3 separate regions of the Homo sapiens genome follow, and all the other regions are linked to region 2. The links are chromatin contacts, found by Hi-C or POLR2A ChIA-PET in ENCODE. All regions are on one chromosome and are shown on one strand. The core of a region is the stretch at or near the end of the contact, and the rest is flanking DNA. Distances in the headings are between cores, read along the strand shown. Region 1 holds the start of GPR161 (G protein-coupled receptor 161). Region 2 has its middle 81 kb from the start of MPZL1. Region 3 holds the start of SFT2D2 (SFT2 domain containing 2).

What was found. Hi-C counts contacts between places; a loop is a spot of excess contacts on that map. ChIA-PET counts read pairs that join two places held with the same protein, here RNA polymerase II (POLR2A). Pooled maps may share reads with other maps.
Region 1: a loop to region 2 is called in a pooled map, with 4 times the contacts of the local background. The contact joins the promoter of GPR161 here to the enhancer-like site in region 2. A Hi-C loop is called at or near these places in 7 of 50 pooled maps. POLR2A ChIA-PET finds 5 or more read pairs at or near these places in 2 of 52 experiments (AG04450 and activated T-cell).
Region 3: a loop to region 2 is called in a pooled map, with 5 times the contacts of the local background. The contact joins the promoter of SFT2D2 here to the enhancer-like site in region 2. A Hi-C loop is called at or near these places in 7 of 50 pooled maps. POLR2A ChIA-PET finds 5 or more read pairs at or near these places in 2 of 52 experiments (B cell and OCI-LY7).

Annotation. Positions count from the first base shown.
Region 1 is chr1:168,134,522-168,138,884 of GRCh38, forward strand. GPR161 (G protein-coupled receptor 161) reads right to left here and starts at 2,409. Exons shown (of 6, transcript NM_001375883.1): 1 at 2,218-2,409. RefSeq lists silencers at 2,052-2,281, 2,810-3,104.
Region 2 is chr1:167,801,346-167,805,245 of GRCh38, forward strand. No RefSeq gene overlaps it. Among named protein-coding and RNA genes, the nearest start is that of MPZL1, 81 kb to the left of the region's middle. Within about 2 kb of position 2,151, at least 2 of the 41 ENCODE cell types and tissues checked have a DNase peak (open chromatin) inside an H3K27ac peak, as active enhancers do.
Region 3 is chr1:168,223,748-168,227,838 of GRCh38, forward strand. SFT2D2 (SFT2 domain containing 2) reads left to right here and starts at 2,257. Exons shown (of 8, transcript NM_199344.3): 1 at 2,257-2,395. The coding sequence starts at 2,333. RefSeq lists a silencer at 1,924-2,553 and enhancers at 2,178-2,911, 3,214-3,293, 3,414-3,463.

The sequences.
Region 1 (4,363 bases), core at 1,159-3,658, 330 kb after region 2:
AGAAGACACCATTTCTCCCCTGCTGTCATGCTTTACTGCATCTCAGAATGACAGTCAGTGCTTCCCAAGGTCTCACACAGAAGACGCAAGCAGCCTGCACACATAATTTGGTTAAACTGCACGCACATTAAAAAAAATGTTTTGAATCAGTTGCTATCTTTAAAAATATATGAAGCTTGTTTTCCGTAAAAATTTACAGTTTCCCCCAAAACTAAGATCAGGCAACCATGTGCTGGAGCCCCACCGCACCTGCAGCTGCCCCCTTACTGGAGACAGGCTTAGCAGCACACAGCTCCCACCCAGCCCTCCTGTCCACCCGCCTCCTGCACTCAGGCTTCCTGACTGGTCCCTGCTGGCAGTGGAGTTTACACCACAGAACTGTACCTCCTCTTGCTGACATTTAGGTCAGTTCCAGTTCAGCCCATTCTGTCTTCCTCGGAACCCAAACAGAGAGCTCGCAGCCCTCTGACCACACAGTGCTCCTTCACCTCTCAGAGGACGCACAGTGCACCAGGCTGCAACACAAAGAGAACGGTTCGGATATCGTTGCGGCCTTGGATTAGTTCCAAAATGTCAAGCGGGCCTCTTAATGAGGGGTCTCTATTCTTGATGTTATGGCAGTGGAGCTACAGGGCAGGGAGAAGCCCTGAGTTAAAGAACTCACCTGTGTGCCATCAGGAAACCACGTGAAAAGCACTACCAAGGCAAAAGATCTGAGTTCAATCTGGGCTGCTTACCTAGCTGGGCAAGAATGCTTCATCTCTCCTGAGCCTCAGTTTCCTCACCTATCAAATGGGCTAGTAGAGCTTCACAAGGTTGTTGTGTGAATGAAAAAGTGTACATGAAAGTGCTTGTAAGCACCTGACAAGTATAAAATAAGACGGGTGTGGAGGAGGACCGGAAGAGAGGTGCTCTGAAAGAAGTAACAGAAATGGGTGCCATGCATTCCAGTTACAGTTGAAGAGCCTCTGTCTCTATGACCTGAGGTCCCTCCCACCTCCTCTTTCTGCCCTGAGGGCCTGAAAAATGCCTCTCTTCACTTGCTCCCAGTGGCTGCAGTAAAATAGATTATAAGGGAAAACCGCCTATTCCCCGAAGCAGTAGCTCTCCAGAACTCATCTGGAGGTCCAGGTCACTAGGGGAGAAGAAGCCAGGCTGAATCCACGCCTGGCTCCACGGAGGAGCCACAAGGATGGCCATCCTCCCCCAGCCCCTAGGACGCTGAGACAGGCTCACCGGAGGTTATCGGTGTCTCCATTGGACAATCAAGGAACTGAGGTTCTTTCCCTCCAAAACCACACACCTCCTCACGGCTTCACCGGGAGGTGGATCAAATGACCTGCTCTATGAAAGCACTTTGCAAAAGGGATGAAAGTACAATAACAAGCAAAAATAGCCTCCAAGATGTGATATAAAGCGATGCCAATGCGCAGCTATGTGGTTACTGGTGAGCAGACCTCCGGGAAGCACAGGACACACCCCACTTACCCAACAGACGTTCTCATCCCATATGCCTTTGTCCAAAGGTTGCACGGGGGTTAAGCTTGGCCCAGAAGGCGCCGAGGGCTGGTCGAGTTCTCCCCTTTCCAAGAACCAGCCGAATCTCCCTCCCGCAGATCTGAGGGGCAGAGCCGCCCATCCGGCGGCGCCGGGCCACTTCTGGGCGCGCCACCCGCCGCCCGCCCAGGCTCGGGGAGACAGCGCCCTGAGTCCCGGCTGGGAGAAGGCTGCTCACCTGGTCCTCACGGATTCCAGCCGAGGGGCGTGACCGCTTCTCCCCACACCCTTTGCCCTGAGCGGGACGTGGAGTCTCTTGGCCCCAGGGGGCGCGGCCCGCATCGGCAGAGTCCCGGGCACGCACCTACGCCCTCCCATCCAGCGGACTGTTTAGGGGCTTCGGGCGGCGCCGGAGAAACGGGGCGGGCTGCACCCAGCAGAATGGGGTGGGCCTCTCAGAAGCCCCAGGCCGCAGGGGAGGGGCGCGCCCCCAACATCTTCCCACAAAGAGCTCCAGCTCTCCAAAGCAAGGCGCAGTGCGGGCGGAGGACAGCCCTGACCTCCGAGAGGGGCGCGGGGAGAAAGGGAGCGCCGTGGGGGCGGGGACCCTTCCCGGCCCGCGCCCTGAGCCCTCAGCCTCGCACAATGAGTTTAGCCTGGCTCCATCCGGACCGCCCTCTCCGCCCGGGCCCGCGCCCGCGCCCCACGCCGGGTGCTCACCGAGGAGCGGCCGCCGCGGCAGCTCAGGCCCCGGCCCAGCCGCCTCCCCGCCTCGGCCACCGCCGCCGCCGCTTCCTTCCTCCCCGCCGCGCTCCGGGACTGGAGGTTTCGGGTTTCAGCCCACCGAGCCCCGCTTCGCTCCTCCCGCGGGCCAGCCACCAGCACGCGGACCCGGGCGGGCGCAGGCCAAGTAACTTTGCGGCGCCCGCGCCCCGCCCCGCCCCCCCCACGCCCGGCCGGGCCCCTCCGGCCCCCGGAGCCCCGAGCCGCCTCCCCGCGCCCCGCACTGCCCCGCCCCGCCCAGCTCCCGGCGCCCCTCCCCACCCGCGCCCCTTCCTTCGCGTCCGTCCGCCCGCCCTCCCGGCTGCTTCTTTCCCATTTCTTCCCACGAACAGCCTCGGCTGCTGCTCTTTGTCTCGCCCTTACCCTCTCGGCTCGCCCCACTTTTCTCCTGAAAACCTTTGTGGTGCCTAACTCAGGCCTTCCCTGTTCCCGTTCCTCCGCCCCAGTTCCAGCCGCTGGGACGTCGCCTTTTCCATGTCTCTCTCCATCACACAGACACTTTCAGATTCTTCCCGCAGGCTCCGCACAGTCCCATTCTCCTCCTCCAGTCCCGCCGTGGACGATCCTGGTATCGCCTTTGCTGCTCACCTTTCATTCATCCAGCCGACGGGCACGAGCATCCATCTGCCTTCTGCCAGGCTCTGTCCCGGGCTCTGTTAATACCACAGTGAATTCGTCCCGAAGCCAGCCCCGGGGAGTGGGGAGTGGACGTAAACAGGTCTTCACACTGCTGCCCTGCACTCCCTCGGAACCAAAAGGCCAGGGAGCAGTCATCACAAAACAAAGAGCGGGCGCTGTCAGCTCGGGGGACGGAACAGTTCCTTCTCAGAATGTTTGTTTTCCCTTCCTCACTCCCCACTTTGCCTGCCTGTCTCCAGACTCCTACGTTTTCTATGCAGCAGTCTTAATAAGGGGATGAAAAGTTGAAGCACAGAGTAGAACTGCTAAAAAGGGAAAGAAGGAAGGACAAACAGGGCAGCAAAATAATCAGGTAAGAAGTTACAAAGCCCAGTTCACTAAACTCCAGAAAAAAAAAAACAAACCCTGATGCTGTGCTTAGAGCAGGATTCACATTCCTCTGAAATCCATCTGCTTTGATAAATACATTAATTATTCCCTTGTCTACAGATTGACACTGTGGGAGATGCTTCCTTAATATTATTGGGCCACTGAGGCACAATTTAGAACAGTAATTTACTGTCTGGCACCTGCCAAACACCCACATTGCTCTGGGGACAAATGGGATAATGGGGAGAAAAAAGTAAATGGGTGCCTTAATATTCCTATGGGATAAATGCTTTATTTGGTCAAAAACTGGAAGCTGACGCTCCACTTAAGAGTCTAGGTCACGCGGCAAGCCAGACACTTGAAGGAGCTTAAAGCTTTCTGTTCTTAATAGTATTTTAGACACTTATTTTGAAATCCCTGATATTTATTTAATTTACACTGACTCAGATGTCGGCTAAGCTCTATGAGCCTGAGGGAGTGAGTTAACCTTCCTCTCAGCTTATTCATATATAAAATGGGGATACTCATACTTTCCTATCTGTAGAGTTGAAAAGGTTAAATGAGGTCATGTAAGTAAATCATCCAGTGACATAGAATCTGAGAACTAAACCCTTTTGAAAATTGGTATTCACGAAAGGTCTGAAAATATATGCCACAGACTGGCATGGTGAGAATGAGAATAAAAAATAAACAGTTACGGCTGTTGTGGCTCCATACCCATCCATGATGCGAAAGATGTCCTTCATACTGAGCAACCTTTTCCCATACTTACTCTATTTCATTTTGAACTCTTCAACAGAAAACACTTTTTTTCTCCTGCTGCTCATTATCAAATGCATTATTTATCACAAAGATTTTTCTTTTTTCTGAGCTCATAAGCTCAGAACTTACTGTGCATTCAGGGATGGAAATTGCTGCCAACAAATGCATTTTCAATTGCTCTCTTAAGATTTTTTTCCCTTCTGGAGCTAATATTGAGCTATGAGCAGAATTCAATCAGATGCAGAGAAAACAGACAAATTATTATTAAAGTAATTATTTCACCGTATATCATTGTATAGGTGACAATTGTGAA
Region 2 (3,900 bases), core at 901-3,400:
AATCTCAGCTCACTGCAACCTCGGCCTCCCGGGTTCAAGTAATTCTGGCTCCCAAGTAGCTGGGATAACAGGTGTGTGTCACCACAGCCGGCTAATTTTTTTTTTTTGTATTTTTAGTAGAGACGGTTTCACAATGTAGGCCAGGCTGGTCTTGAACTCCTGACCTCAAGTGATCCACCTGCCTCGGCTCCCAAAGTACTGGGATTACAGGCGTAAGCCACCACACCCGACCCTACTTTTTTTTTTTAATGAAAGAGATGGGGCCTCACTATGTTGTCCACACTGGTCACTAACTCCTGGACTCAAGCAATCCTTCTGCCTCAGCCTCCCAAATGCTGGGGTTATACATGTGAGTCACCATGCCTGGCCAAGAGTGATGGTCTTTCTAAAACGGAAATATGGTCCATGCACTTCCTTGGGAAAGTCATTCAGTGCCTCCTACTGCTGGCAGGATAAGGTCTCAAACTCTACCACCTGCCCCATAAGGCCTGAGGGCATGCAGCTCCTGCCCGCCCTCTAGTCATCACACACATGTCACCCTGCTGAGGAGAACTCCAGCCAGACCAAGTGGGAGGACCCAGGCTCCAAAACTCCTCCAGCACCAAACGCTGTGTCCCAAATCTGTAAAGCTCTTCACCTGGCTGAGTCCTGTTTCCTCTCTCAGGAAGCTTTCTCCAGCCTTCTAAAGCCAGGATAGGGTGCATGCCGGGCCCCTTCATAGCTATGCGTTTTAATGATCTGTTCCCCCAGCGGAATTCTGAGTGCTTTACCTGTTGTATTAATCCATTCTCACACTGCTATTAAAAACTACCTGAGACGAGGTAATTTCAGAACAAAAGAGGTTTAATTGACTCACAATTCCACAGGGTTAATAGGAAGCGTGACTGGGAGGCCTCAGGAAACTTACAATGGTCGAAGGAGAAGCAAGTACCTTCTTACCATGGAAGACCAGGAGAGAGAGAGTGAGGGTGGAAGTGCCAAACATTTTTAAACCATCAGATCTCGTGAGAACTCACTACCATGAGAACAGCATGGGGGAAACCTGCCCCCATGATCCAATCACCTCTCACCGGCCTCTTCTCCAACACTGAGGATCACAACTCGAGATGAGAGTTGGGTGGGGACACAGAGCCAAACCTTATCACCCTTAACCCACAACAACCTTATGAGGTGGATACTGTTATTATCCCCATTTTACAAACAAGGGAAAGAAAGCACAAACAGGTTAAATAACTTACCCAAGGACACAAAGAAGTAGCAACTGGATCCAGTCCAGTGTGGTCCCAGGCCCACATCGGTAACCACCATGCAGAGTGTTTCTTACTTCTCATTGTAACCCTAGTGCAGAGCCTGATTAGTATAGTTGATGTTAAGTAATTTTTGTTTACCTCCATATTGTTTACTCATTCAATAAATATTAGGTTTCTACTTCTAAGGTAGTCTGTAAGAATTAGCTTGAAATGATCAAATGAAAATATTATTGGCCAGGTGCAGTGGCTTATGCCTGTAATCCTAACACTTTGGGAGGCCAAGGCGGGCGGATTACCTGCGGTCAGGAGTTGGAGACCAGCCTGGCCAACACGGTGAAACACTGTCTCTACTAAAAATACAAAAATTAACTGGGCGTGGTGGCACACGCCTGTAATCCCAGCTACTCAGGAGGCTAAGGCAGGAGAATCATTTGAACCTGGGATGCAGAGGTTGTGGTGAGCCGAGATCACACCATTGCACTCCAGCCTGGGCAAAAAGAGCGAAACTCCATCTCAAAAAGAAAAGAAAATATTATTTAATGAACTTATTAATTTACACTTTCTGAAGACTTACTGTTTGTGCAGGCACACTGGTCTTAGTGCGAGAAATAGAGAATGAGAACAATACCTTTACCCTTGAGTTGACAGGCATGGGGGTTGTGACAGAAATAAATATTTTAAAAAGATCATCACTTTTTCATTCCTGTTCCTGAAGCCTTCGTGGATTATTTATGTCTGCCTTCTCCTAAAAATAATTCTATCCAGGATGCCCCGAGGATGTCATGCTGGAAGCTTCCTGTAGGTAACGAGGGGCGCCGCAGTGGTGCTAAGTGCTGAGGCTGCAGGTCTGAAGACAAAAGCCTCCAGAGCGTGACCAGGAATGGTTCGTTTGGCTGCAGCCACAGTAAGGAGCCAGTGCTGCCACCTGCTGGCCAAGAGCAGGTTCGCCCACACCCATTCTGTTGTTAGGAGGCTGAATCACAGCCAGATGGAGGAGGGAAGGGATTTTATCACAACTCGCTTAGTTTAGAGATGAGGAAACTGATGAAAAAGGGACTTGCCCAAGGTCACGTAACTGGTTTGTGGCATAGTCAGAACCGGAACCAAGTACAGGGTTCCTGCAAAACCTGATGCACGCTCCTCTGGATTCAGGCACATGGAACTTAACCTTCAAATTGCAGTATGGTCTTTTCTCGCTTTTTCCTTTCTCTCTTCCCTCCCCCCTTTCCCTCCCCTCCTCTCCTTTCTCCTCCCCCTCCCTCCTCTCTCCTTCCTTCCCCCTCCCCCCATCCCTCCCCTCTCCTCCCCTTCCCATCTCTCCTCCCCTCTCCTCTTTTTTTTTTTTTTTGAAACCAGTTCTCATCACTGCACTTCCAGGACAGGGGAAGCACTGGGGAATGAGGCATCCTAGCTCTGTGGAGGGAAAGGGAGCTGGTCAACATATGCTTTAGGTATTTGTGGGTTTGTTTTTAATTAATAAACTTTATTTATAGAGCAGTTTTAGACTCATAGCAAAATTGAATGAAAGGTAGAGAATTCCCATATAGCCCCTGATCCTACATACTCACAACCTCACCTGCTAACAGCATTCCCCACTACAGCAGTTCATGTGATACAATTGATGAACCCACACTGACACGGCATTTTGACCCAAAGTCCATAGTTTACATTAAGAGTCACTCTGCTGTTACACATTCTATGGGTTTGAACAGATGTATAATGATGTGAATCCTCCTTCAGAGTAATGTACAGAATAGTTTCATTGCCCTAAAACTCCCCTAGGTTCCTCCTGTTCATCTCTCCTCCTCCCACCCCACTGGCAACCACTGTCTCCATAGTTTTGCCTTTTCCAGAAGGTCACATAGTTGGAACCATAGAGCATGTGGCCTTTTCAGACTGGCTTTCACTCAGTAATGTGCATTTAAGGTTCTTCTCTGTTTTTTTCATGGCTTGATAGCTAATTTCTTTTTAGTGCTGAATAACATTCCATTGTCTAGATTTACCACAGTTTATCCATTCACTTACTGAGGGACATCTTGGTGGCTTCCACGTTTGGGTAATTATACAGTTGCTATAAATGTCCATGTGCAGGGTTTTGTATGGATATGAGTTTTCAGTTCATTTGGGTACATGCCAAAAAGCACAATTGCTGAATTGTATGGTAAGAATATGTCTGGTTTTGTAAGAAACTATAAACTGTCTTCCAAAATGGCTGTACAACTTCACATTCCCTCCAGCAACGAGTGAGAGTTCCCGTCACTCCACGCCCTTGCCAGCATTTGGTGTCTTAGATTTTGGCCATTCTCGTAGGTGTGTGGTATGCTTTAGTTTTTTAGTAATTTGGGAGATGAACTATTAGTTTCAGAAATCCTCACACTCATTAGCACTATCTACCCATAGAATCAAAATCACAGGGAAGCCTGGTGGTGTTGACTTACAGAAAACATGAATACTTGCCTGCAGTTCACAAAGGGCACAGGGGTGAGACTCATGCTTTTGGCAGCTGTTGGGCAGCTGAGTATAAACCAGACTAAGGTGGTTGGGGCAGAACCCCAGAGTACTGTCCCCTGAGCCTATGTTCAAGCAATGCAGAGTGGCAACCAGAGGATGCTAAACTCGAAGGAGATGACTTGACTTTATCATGATCACT
Region 3 (4,091 bases), core at 1,007-3,506, 420 kb after region 2:
GGGGAACATTTTTCAGTTTACCACACTGTGGGAGATGTTAAGCAGGGCAACAAATGAGTCAGACTTATGTTTACAAAGATCCTTCAAGGGATGGTGTGGCACAGTCAGAAAAAACCTTCTGAAGACATTGATTAAACCTTCCTCATTCTTCTGTGTTTAATGACTACTTAGTATTCTTGTGAATGAATGTACCATAATTTATTTAAGCACTTCCCTCATTTATGAACTTTTAAGTTGTTTCCAATTTTTTTCTATTACAAACAATGCTACAATGAATCACCTTGTAATGGGCCAATTGCACAATGTGCAAATATAAATGTAGGTAAATCAGGAGCCCATATTCTGGGTTCAGACTCAGACACATTGGAGAAAGATAAGAGTGGATGCCTGTTACATTTTACAATAGATAATATTAATGGATTGTGAAATATATACTGAGCACTGTTCTAAGCATTTTTGAAATGGCTTTATTGCAATAGAATTCATATGCCATACAGTTAATTCAAAGCATACAATTCAATGGTTTTTAGTATGTTCAGAGCTGTGCATGCAACCATTACCACAATCTAATTCCAGAACATTTAAATCACCCCATTAGTCTCTTACTACCATTTCCCCTCCTCCATCCCTAGGCAACCATTAGTCTACTTTCTGTTTCTATGGGTTTGCCTATTCTGGACATTTCCTATAAATGAAATCATACAATATATGGTCTATTGTGTCTAGCTTCTGTGAAAGGGAAATATCTTGGGCCCCCCCAAATTACTAAAGGGAAAATTCAAGCTGGGAACTGCTTAGAACAAATCTGCCTCTCATTCTATTCAAAGTTATCACTGTGTTCACTGAGATAAATGCACATCTGATTGCCTCCTTTGGAAAGGCTAATCAAAAACTCAAAGGAGTGCAACCATTTGTCTCTCACCTATCTGTGACTTGGAAGCCCCCTCCCCCCTTGAGTCTTCCTGCCTTTGCTTCGAGTTGTCCCGCCTTTCCAAACACAACCAATGTACTTCTTACACATATTGACGGATGCCTCATGTCTCCCTAAAATGTATAACACCAAGCTATGCCCCAACGACCTTGGGCACATGTCGTCAGGACTTCCTGAGTCTGTGTCACAGGTGCTGTTCCTCAACCTTGGCAAAATAAACTTCCTGGTTAACTGAGACCTGTCTCAAATTTTCGGGCTCCACACTTCTTTCACTTAATACAATGTTTTCGAGGTTCATCCACGTTGTAGCATGTGTCAGTACTCCATTCTTTTTTATTGCATGGGTATGTCACATTTTATTTACCATTAATCAGTTGGTGGCCATTTGTATTGTTTCCACTCTGTTGCCCAAGCTAGAGTGCAGTGGCTTACTGTACTGACAATCATGGCTTACTGCAGCCTTGACCTCCTGAGTCCAAGCCATTCTTCCTCCTCAGCCTCGCAAGTAGCTTGGATTACAGATGCCCGCCAGCATGCCTGGCTAATTTTTAAGAATGTTTTGAAGAGATGAGGTCTCCCTATGTTGCCCAGGCTGGTCTGGAACTCCCGGGCTCAAGCCATCTTCCCAAAGTGCTGGGAATACAGACATGAGCCACCATGCCCAGTCTACTTTTAGTTTTTTTAAGGTCAGAAAAAAAAACAATTGTACAAACACAAAACAATTTAACAATCTATTATTCCTTTCAACATTCCTTCAGTCACTTTTTTTTTTTTTTTTTTTGAGACAGAGTCTCGCTCTGTTGCCCATGCTGGAGTGCAGTATCCTGGTCATAGCTCATTACAGCCTGGAACTCCTTGGCTCAAGTGAGCCTCCTGCCTCAGCCTCCGGAGTAGCTGGGCTTCCAGGCACGCCCCACCACACCAGACTAAGGCCTTGAGTGATTAAAAAGAAAATCTTTTCCTGTGTAGGCACGATCGCAATATGGATGAACCACAGCCTTTGTTCCCGTCTGCACAAGGCTTCTCCCCCGTCTTTGTGTCTCCGGAGCCTTGCACGTGGTAGGTGCTCGGCATTCGTTGACTGGATCAAGTAGGGCGAGGGAGCGCGGCCCGTTCCGGTTTGAAACTGCTCTGGACGCCGAATTAGTGTTTGGCAGCGCCTGGTGGTCTTCAATCCCAGCCCCTCCGGCCCGCCGCGCCCCCCGGGACCAAAACAAGCGGAGGCGAGCGCGGGCGCGCGGGGCATGCCGGGAGCCCCCCGGTGGGCAGGTGCCTGGGCGGGGCGCGCCGCGGTTGGCGCCTGGGCGGCTGGGCGGCTGCCTAGCACCCGGAAGAGCCGTCAACTTAGCGAGCGCAACAGGCTGCCGCTGAGGAGCTGGAGCTGGTGGGGACTGGGCCGCAATGGACAAGCTGAAGAAGGTGCTGAGCGGGCAGGACACGGAGGACCGGAGCGGCCTGTCCGAGGTGAGTGAGCCCGGGGCCGTCGGCCCCCTCTCGCCGCGCTCCCGCCCTGCGTCCCCTGCCCGGGCCTGGGAAGCCTGCGGGGACTCCCTGGAGTTTCTGGACGGTAGCTCTGCCCCTTCTCCTCCTCTTCTTCTGCAGGGCTCCGCGAAGAGGTCTGGCACTACACGGGGCAGTGGCCGCGGCGTCCTTTTCTGCCCCGCGCCCCTTCAGCCCATCCTCCCTGACAAGGGGGCGGCGCAGGAGGAAATCCCCGGACTGAGCTGCGAGTGGGAGGGTGGGCGACTGGGCTGTCGGCCCCGGCCCCACCGGCCGGGGAATGCGCTTTAGGGCCGGGTAGGGCTGGGGGCCCCGAGGTCCAGGCGGAAGGAGCCTTTGCTGGGTGGGTCGGGGCCCCAGACCCGGACTGGGGTGTTGGGGTGGCGGTCCCTACCTCGCGACGGGGCTGGTGGCCGCGCCCCGAGCTCTGCCTTGGTTTTCTGTCCGGTTTAGGTTGTAGGGTGTGACACTCCCACCCGCCCCTGTACACATTGCCTTGTGATTGGGGGTGAGAAACTGCCCCCATCCCATGAGGACAGGGACCACATCTTGTGTCTCTGTCCACACTGCCCACAACTAGTCTCTAGACACCCAGCGCCTCAGGAGACTGCCTGCGTGTTGGTTTGTTTTATTAGAAAAGCTTTTTTTTCTTTTTTTCTGAGACAGAGTCTCACTCTGTCGCCCAGGCTGGAGTGCAGTGGCGCGATCTTGGCTCACTGCAGCCTCTGCCTCCTGGGTTCAAGCGATTCTCCCACCTCAGCCTCCCAAGTAGCTGGGATTACAGACACCCGCCATCAAACCCGGCTAATTTTTGTATTTTTACTAGAGACGAGGTTTCACCATCTTGGCCGGGCTGGTCTCGAACTCCTGACCTCAAGTGATCCGCCCACCTCTGCCTCCCAAAGTGCTGGGATTACAGGCATGAGCCACCGCGCCCGGCCTATTAGAAAAGTTTTGATCGTGCTGAAACCTGGCCACTAATGTCCTATGTTGTAGAACCACACAGAATGCTGCATTTCTATTTAGGGTGCTTTTAGCTTTTGTTTTCCTTTTTGGATGACAAAATAACGTTTCTCTTCGCTTTTTGGTGTATTCTTTAGCCTCCGTTCCCCATCTGTGAAATGAGGATGTTAAGATGATATGGCCAACTGGAAACTAATCAGTGTTTCTTCTGGTTTCTCAGCAAGTTCTTCTTTCTCAGCAAGCTGCTTTCACCCACGTTTGTGGTTGCTGATTTTATTCGGTTTTGTTTTGTGTGATACTGGGACTTAGCATGACATCTCCGAATGTAAGATTGCTCTCTGAATCTTCACCTTGAGGGAGTAATTCTATGGGATCGAATGTTGGAGTCACTGAAATTTAACTTTTTGATATTTCAAAACAAGTTGGTGGGTTCTTTTTAATTTGTTGCCTTTATTAATTGGTCAAGGCTCAGAGTAATTTCACGGGTTTTTTTTTCTTGATTTCTAGCCTCTATTATGAATCTCAAGTGGAACCTCAGACCGGGCCTAAGAAAGGTCTGACTCATAGGTAGCTGACCCTCGTTATTTAAAGCTTTATTTCCATAGACTGTCAACAAGCCTTTATGAACAATTGGTGCTTAAGAGGCAGACACTTTCTCTCCCTGCAGACTCTTGAGGGGTGGAGTGTTGACAGTGGG